Linked DNA regions of Homo sapiens: region 1 is linked to region 2. The links are chromatin contacts, found by Hi-C or POLR2A ChIA-PET in ENCODE. All regions are on one chromosome and are shown on one strand. Each heading gives the region's core, a stretch centred on a gene start or an enhancer-like site at or near the end of the contact. The rest is flanking DNA. Distances are from core to core; before and after follow the strand shown. Region 1 holds the start of PLPPR5-AS1 (PLPPR5 antisense RNA 1). Region 2 has its middle 130 kb from the start of PLPPR5-AS1.

Region 1 (3,967 bases), core at 970-3,469, 130 kb after region 2:
ATTATTTTGATGCCCAAGTGAGCATGCTAACCCAGCGTTCTTGAGAAGAGTGGAGAGGCAGAGCTGCCCTTACTGCTCCCAGCTCCTCACATGGTGACAGAGTGCACTATTCCTAGAAGCAGAAGGGAAAACAAATGCCAGCAGCACAGCCATCCTCCCAAACCTACCACTTCCTTCTCTTCTAAACTGATTCCCAAACCCATTCTCTTGTACCTAAAAGAACTAAAAGCCAAAACATCGAAATCAAGTTGGATTCTGACTTCAGAAAAATCTATCCACTTATATTCTCAATGCCTGCCTGACCAGCCAGCTTCCACCTTCTTTCAGAGAACAAGCTCTTTGGAAGCAATGTAAGTCGCATGGCATTCAGGCATCCGTCCTATAGGCATACAAATGCCATACCCACCTTTTTTTTTGTTTTCAGATATTCCTTATTATCTGAACCTCACTTTCTTCAAATATTAATTGGAGATAATATCTCCTGAAAGAGCTGCTCTGAGAAATATACGTGACTATGACTATTCGGTACCCAAAATAGAGTAGGCACTAAATAGTGACTAATTCATTCTTTTTCTCCGTCCTACATTCCTCCTAAGTGGAGAATCATCCAAATCATTGGGTGAGTGTGCTCTCGTCTCTAACTAGCACCTGCCACCATGATTGGATGGTTAGGACTGAAAAGTGCTATCTTATTTAAATAAGACATAGAATGGGAATTAAAGGATGAGTTACAGACATTATTGATTATAGCTATGACCAAACCAATGAGCTGAAAGTGACAGGCTCTTCCTTTTTCTTTAAAACAATCCTTGAAAAATATCTGAGCTATTTAGTCTCCTGGAAAACTGTACATGGGAAACCCCGATCTCCAGAAAGTAAAAAGGGCCCCCAAAAATCGACCTTTTTTTTTTTCTCTGCCAGCTTGTCAAATGGAGAAAAGAGAACACAAACATGAAGGCTGGATTTGGGGCTTCTAACACATTTTAGCAACTTATTTTACATATATATATATATATATATATATATATATATATATATATGTAAAACATTATCTGGGGCAAGGTCTAACACATTTCAAACCATTATGACAGAGGCAATTTGAAGTCAACTATCACAGGACATGTGATAAAGTTACTTTAAGGTTATCAAGAAATTACTTGATTTGTTCACTGATTTCTATCTTATGTGTTAGGAACTTTTCATTATTTTACAAATTAGTAAGTCATTGCTCCTAAAATTAAAAAAAAAGATGAACATCCAAACTTAATGGATTCAACAGACATTCTTAACATTCAATTTACACATTTAGCTACTGAAAATAAAACTTCATTCTTCCTTTCCCCTTCATTTTCTTATTTCCCGTTTGTTATCTGTTGAGGGAGAGAGAGAGCGCGCATCACAGGAAGGGAACCTCCAATACTTTGTCAATATTAAAGGAACCATAAAATATCAGGTTTTCTAAAGAAACACCAACAATTCTCCTAAGAATAAATATGTAGCATATTCACATATGTAAATTACTATAATAAAATTAATATTATTATGTGTAATTTATCCCCAATAATTTCATATGTATATATGTGAGGTGTGTGTATACACGTGAGTGTATCTGTATAGTCATTCTTTCTCTCACACACACATACACTCAATAAATCCAAAAGGCATGCTCTGTGAGGTTCTAAGAGAAAAGGACTTAAATTGCCCAGGGAGCGGAGCAGCCTTTAAATAAATCTGAAGTGCTCTTGTAATTGAGGTACAGCTCCTGCTTTTCAGCAAAGCACTGGTGCTGAGGCCTCTTCATTTAGAAATTCTCAAATTCTTTTTTCAGATATTTGTTCCCTGGTCAGCTTAGTCCCATTGGCACTTTCACCTGAAAAGGAGGGAGGTGGCGAAATAGAAATACGTGCCCCGACTCGGGAAGTGGGAGTCCCTTTCACACCCCAGCAATTGATCCCCTCTCTCCTCGCCGGCCCGCCCGCCGCTGCTCTTCTTCCAGGCACAATCGAAGAGGAGGCAGTGAGCGAGTCAAGGCCACAGAGTGGATGGAATCAAGGTTCACCCCCAAAGCTCACCTCCTTTGCAACCCGGATCCCCACTCCTCACCACCTACGGCCCCTCTTCCCTTCCATCCCCGCCCAGTCACCCAACGCTGAAGCCACCGCGGGGTGTGGGGGGGTGACGTGTGGGAAGAGCTGGGGGCTTCCTTCGCACCCACCCTCACGCGCCCTAGAATGTCCTCTGGGGAAGGGGCTGCCCATAACTTGGAGGAACTTAGAAGGCAAAACCTACTGCGCCCCAACCCTTAGAGGGGCCTCAACCCCGAAGGCGAGGGGCGAGATCAGGGACTCGGCGACGAGGGCGAGCGCCCCCGGGCTTACCACGAGCACGGGGACCCCGGCGGCCAGCGAGTAGAGGAGCACGGGGGGCACGGCGCTGCTGTCCTCCGGGCCCGGGTAGGGTTTGCGGTAGGCGCTGTCGTGGCAGAAGAAGCCCTGCACGTTCACGGTGAACGTGTCCGTATACTCGAAGTAGTACGCCAGCATCACCGTCCCTGCCATGATCACCATCTGGAAATAGAGCATGCTGCTGGTGAGCGCCGCGGGCAGCAGGGGCATGCACGCCTCCCGGGCCGGGCCGAGCCGAGCCGAGCGGGCGGTCGACGCGGTGGGCCCCCTCCCCGGTCCGCCGAGGCAGCCACCGGGGGCGCGGCGGCGGAGGCGGCGGGAGGACGAGGCACGGGAGGCGGGATGGAGCCGCTGGAGGAAGAGGCGGAGGCAGGTCCGGGCTTCGAGGCGCCGGCAGGCTGCAGAGGAGGCGGCTACCCCCGGACGAGCCCCCTCTCCCCTGCCCGCCCCCTGCCCGCCGCAAGCGCCGCCCGCCCCGGCGCGGGGTCGCGAGGGAGGGCGGGGAGTCCCGGGCGACGGGCAGCGGCCGCTGCGCCCCTGCACGAGACCATTCGAGAAGCAGCGGCGCTGGGTCAATCCCCCAGGCTAGCCCGGAGGAGGCGCTGCGTGGGCGGACGGGGCGGCAGCCGGCGGGACAGCGGCACCTGTACCCCTCACAGGGCGGACGCTGTGGGGCTGGAGAAGCTCCTGGCGGGGGTAAAATCAAAAGGGGGGGAGGGGAGGCAGTAGAGATGGAGCTTCCAGAAACTCTTCCGAGGCACCAGCTGAGAGGTTTAAGAAACCCGCACAACGCCTGGGAAAATGGTGCGTGGACGCGTCTTCCGAGCGCAAAGCCCACCAAGGCGCAAAGTGCCGATGCGGCGCCCAGAGTTTCAACCGGTGCGTTCAGCCTGCATCCCTCGAATTCCTTGACCCAGCCCGGGGCTGGAGCCTGGCGGTGGTTTCTAGGCGCTGTTAGAAAAATCTCAGCGAGGTTTCTTTGCCTCCTCTGCAGCTTCCTAGGGCTTTGTGTATATATATATGTATATACAAATAATAATAGAAATCATAGCCCAGTAGCTCCCGAAGCATCATCTCTTGTACAGCGGCCCCTTCCTGGATCCATGCATTCTCTTGCTCATCTTTTCAGTCTGTCTTTATTAGCTGCTTGTGAGAGGAGGCATTGCAGATTCCAGGCACTGAGCGGTCCCAGCCACCAGGGTAGGAAAAAGGACTATTTGCCTCATCTCGTTCTTTATTCCCTGAATTCCAGGGAACTGCAGGGATTCCTCAGGGGTCGGGATAAAGGAGAGGGAGACCAATGCTGGCTCACAGCACATGCATACAAAAATTCATCCGTCCATGGCTATCCACGCCTATGCGTGGGTATGTAACTAACTATGGAACTGCATATGTGCAAGGAGCCCGTTCTGTCATGCCATGTGGGTCCCTGCTGCAAGCTTAGTCAGCAGACTCTCAAGGGGTCTTTCTTTGAGCCTCAGGCTGACACTCCTCTACTCCAGTGAGCAGGTGAGGAAGCATGAATACAAGCAAGAGGAGGAAAATATTTTTAGAGCCCTGCC
Region 2 (4,167 bases), core at 1,609-4,108:
TATTTGGGCATATGTTTGAATGACTGGCAAAATGAGCATGAGACTTGTGGTCAGGAAACAATTGAAAGCTTATTGTAATAGAAGAAGAGAAATTAAACTGACAGGAATTAATCAGGGGAAAAGGAAGGGCTGAATTTTAATGAATAATCAATAGTTCAGGTATGGAATATATATCATCCTCTTCAAGTACAATGAATGGGCCAAATTGAACATAGTTTATTACATTACTAGCTATGAAAAACCCTGAAGGGAAAAAGTACCCAACACTTCACATATTAGGTAATTGGGAATCATTATGATTTTATAACATGGCTGGGCCATAGCATTGGCTCAAATGCCAACAAGCTGAAAAGAAGGCAAGAAGGTCTGTAATAAGGAACCAACACAGAAAACTCATATATGTATATAAAATCAGTGTATGACCCAGACGAAAGGCAAGGTCATTCTAATATTCTACAGTATTGCCAATAGCCAGGACTGTCTTAGGCATTTACATGAGCTGGGTGAAACTGCTGTAATCACTATTAAACGAGGGTGCTGCATGATATGTTGCTTGCCCCACACAGTCTGGTAGACTAATGTGTCCTAACACAGCTAGTCAAAGGTCTTAGAGAGCCAAAGTCTGCATATGTCTTGAGAAAAGTAACCAGAGTATCATTATTTTAGAATTGAAAAACAACTGATAGCATGTTGCACTGGATACATAGACCTAACTTGTGTATCCTCAAGTGGTTTATAAAAATCAATCCAACTGAAGACTATAATTTTCTCATACAATCCAGATTTCTGGATTCTCTTGAAATATTAGATGATCCGGTGGTGGAGGGTCTTAATTCTGGTATCACAACAATTGACAGGAGCTACACATAGCAACCTCCACCACTCTGTGTGGGTACATACCCCTCATTCATACAATGAAAAACATTTTCACAAAAAGACCAAGGTATCACTCATTATTGTTATCTTCCTGGTCTTGTAAGCATTTGCTTTCACAGTCTCTGATATAAGGTGCAAGTGAAATCTCAAGTGCCAGAGTAATTCATAGCTGGATCCAATAGAGAAGAAACAACAGGACTCCTAAAGGATGAGTAAAGAAGTTGGAATTGCTTATTTTGAAAGATATAATAAGAAGTTTTGAGAAATATCATCAGCATGAAGGCTGACACCTGGAAAAATCTCAACTGCATTAAATTAAGTAGGCTTTCTGATGAGGTCCTACCTAAGGGAAAATTACCAAGTGGCCAAATTTTACTTAGTGTCTAAAAAGCCGCCTTTCCCTTTGCCCCTTTCTTTCTCTTCAACATTAAGTTATACCATCATATTTTCTGGTCTTTATGTAAAATGTGCATATATTTGTATATAATATATGTATTATACATATACATTGATAAAGTATCTTCTAAAATTTTCTCAGTAGCTAAGAAGAATGGGATTCTATAATTATCTCTGGCTTTAATTATGGGGTACTGTCAAAGGCTTGGGTTTTAGATTCATTTATTCTTTCAACAAATATTTATTTAGTTCCTAAGGATCTAGTCATGGTCAAGGTTCTTTTTTTCTTGAAGCTTAAATTCTAGTAAGGGAACATATGTAATAAATAATAATAATACAAGTAAATATTTCTGCATATTGATAAGAGTTATGAAGAATAAATGAGTTGTTGGGTTGGAGAGTGACCAATGGCTGTAAACAGTGGCCACTTTCTGTGTAGCAAATTTCCCAGTGGGGATATTGTGGTTGGTTTTAAAAATTACTTAAAACGGAGTGCCACCCAGCCACCTAGCTAGGACTTTACTGTTTGACTATTTCATATTCACTATATGTAAGGGTCATCCCAGCAGTTATAATCTGCCATGTGTTGCTATACAAAGATTTACAGGATTCAGCATATTTAACTACCTAATTGGAAGCACTCCTTGCATCTAATGAGCATTTTTTTCTTGACACTTTTTTCCCCACTTATCAGATAAGCCAGCATTTTCTTAAATGTCTAAGGTGTGCTAAGGCCGAAAGGTTATTTTTAAAGCAATGAGTCTATAAATTACTAAGTTTTGTGGTGGAGGAAATAGAAGAAAAAATATATTTTGGAAGGGAATGAAGTATGGTAATCACTCCAAGCAGGCTTAATTATGGAGAAACTAAGAGGTGGGCATGTGGGAGGAGACTTGAAACTTAATTTAGTCTCGTCCATAATTTTGTCTGAGTTCAGCTGTCAATACACTTACGATATCCTGGCTTTGAGGCGCTCTGTCTCTAGGATTAATTTTTTTCCTTCCAGAGAAGACATAATGTCATTAGAGTAAATCATGACTTCTCATATAATTGCTCATCTGCTGATAAGGAAGATAGGTCCACCTGATTCCAGCCTGAGCCAATCGTGCCTTCCCTATCCACTGAGTTGCTGAGTTAAGCCTGATTCTGAAGCTGCATACAGGTGTTATCAGTGCCCTTTGTTCTTGTAATGTCTCAAGAAAGATGACAATAGAAATCAAGAGAGATCACTAGATATAGCAGCATAGAGAAAGAGAAAGCATTATTTTAGCTTGTGCACAAGGAAGTCGGCACCACAAAAGGAAAAGGGCAGGCTGCTCCTGGAGGGTAGTATGTGGATTTGTTTTATGCGGACTTTCTATAGGGAAGGATTTCATCAGGGCATGTATAGGAGGGTTTTTTCTAGCACTTGTGCAATGGCTCTACATGTTTCTTCATACACCACATGTAATATTACCGTTTTAAATCTCCACTACTGGCTGTGTGACTTTTAGTATTAAAATGAGGGGGAGGGGCAATTATAAGTTAAAGTTTAAGGCTACCTGCACATGTGGAGCCGAAGGGAAGTCCCTATCCCCCTAAAGCAGGAACTTGTGGTTAATAGCTTCTTGGGTTTTTTGTTGCTGATTGGCTGGAAGTTAGGTAAGCTACAGTTTGAGTAAAGGGCTTTTGATCTTTTCTCTAAACCACATGAAAACAGGAAATGAGCCTGTCTGCCTATCTGGCCTACTCAGTGAGAATGGATTCAGTGATAGATTAACAATGTCTGCCATAAAATCAGAAATAAAAACAAAACCACGAGGGCTTGGGACATAGAGTTGTGGCAAAATGAACTAAGAATGATTTATCAAAATGCTACCCTTTGGAGCTTCTTGACTTATGTATAAGGCAGGAATAGTAGAGCTAAGCAGGTTCCCAGACCAATTTCCCAGGATACTTGGTAGATCTTGGAATAAGCCTTTCATGTTGAAAAACAAATAGGACTGAGAATTGGCTGCCCTGGGACGGGAAGGGCCCTGTACTCAAATTTGTCTCACTCCAAACCTGTCGGAAGTCAAAAATCCATGCTTGAAAGAACAAGTTTTCAGGGTGTGTAGAGGGTTAATTAACTCATCCATTGTTTTCAGTGTAGGGAGATGGAAATCACACAAATAGCATCCTATTTAGGGCTGTGCTAGAAATGAATTGCAGCCTGGCAGCAAGCCCTGTTCCTTTAAGGGAGACATGAGCCTTGTTTCCCTTTATTATTCTTAATTTTTCATCAACTCTCTCAACAATGTCTAGTTTTTAATTTTATTTATTTATTTATTTATTTGAGACTGAGTCTCTCTCTGTCGCCCAGGCTGGAGTGCAGTGGTGCACTCGGCTCACTGTAAGCTCCGCCTCTCGGGTTCACGCCATTCTGCTGCCTCAGCCTCCCCAGTAGCTGGGACTACAGGCGCCCGCCACCACGCCTGGCTAATTTTTTGTATTTTTAGTAGAGACGGGGTTTCACCGTGTTAGCCAGGATGATCTTGAACTCCTGACCTCGTGATCTTCCCATCTCGGCATCCCAAAGTGCTGGGATTACAGGCGTGAGCTACTGCGCCCGGCCAACAATGTCTAGTTCTTAATATGTAAATGAATATTCATAGAGAGGCTGCCAAGTAGATTTTAGGCATTTTTATGAGTAACTGATAACAAACAATAGATGATGTTGAAGTCTGGATAGTAAAGGAAGTCTTCTGTGACATTCAGGCAGTTCAGCAAGAAGAAGATGCACTGACTAATCTTTAAAAACAGTTTTTAAAAATTTTAATATAATAAGCATTATTTTTAAGTAAACTTTATTTTAGAATAGGTTCACAAAATTCATACAAAAATTTGTGAATGTGATATAAGAGAATTCCCATATAC

What was found. A loop is a pair of places that touch in the nucleus more often than their neighbours do. ChIA-PET counts read pairs that join two places held with the same protein, here RNA polymerase II (POLR2A). Pooled maps may share reads with other maps.
Region 1: a pooled map shows a loop between it and region 2 (4-fold over the local background). The contact joins the promoter of PLPPR5-AS1 here to the enhancer-like site in region 2. A Hi-C loop is called at or near these places in 2 of 37 single-sample maps with no recorded cell type and 7 of 50 pooled maps. POLR2A ChIA-PET finds 5 or more read pairs at or near these places in 2 of 52 experiments (Panc1 and activated CD4-positive, alpha-beta T cell).

The regions. Positions count from the first base shown.
Region 1 is chr1:99,002,057-99,006,023 of GRCh38, forward strand. It overlaps PLPPR5-AS1 (PLPPR5 antisense RNA 1), which reads left to right and starts at 2,220. Exons shown (of 3, transcript NR_033940.1): 1 at 2,220-2,589. PLPPR5 (phospholipid phosphatase related 5) reads right to left here and starts at 2,805. Exons shown (of 6, transcript NM_001037317.2): 1 at 2,379-2,805. The coding sequence starts at 2,615. RefSeq lists an enhancer at 1,663-2,637.
Region 2 is chr1:98,868,798-98,872,964 of GRCh38, forward strand. No RefSeq gene overlaps it. Among named protein-coding and RNA genes, the nearest start is that of PLPPR5-AS1, 130 kb to the right of the region's middle. RefSeq lists an enhancer at 2,776-2,895. Within about 2 kb of position 2,859, at least 7 of the 41 ENCODE cell types and tissues checked have a DNase peak (open chromatin) inside an H3K27ac peak, as active enhancers do.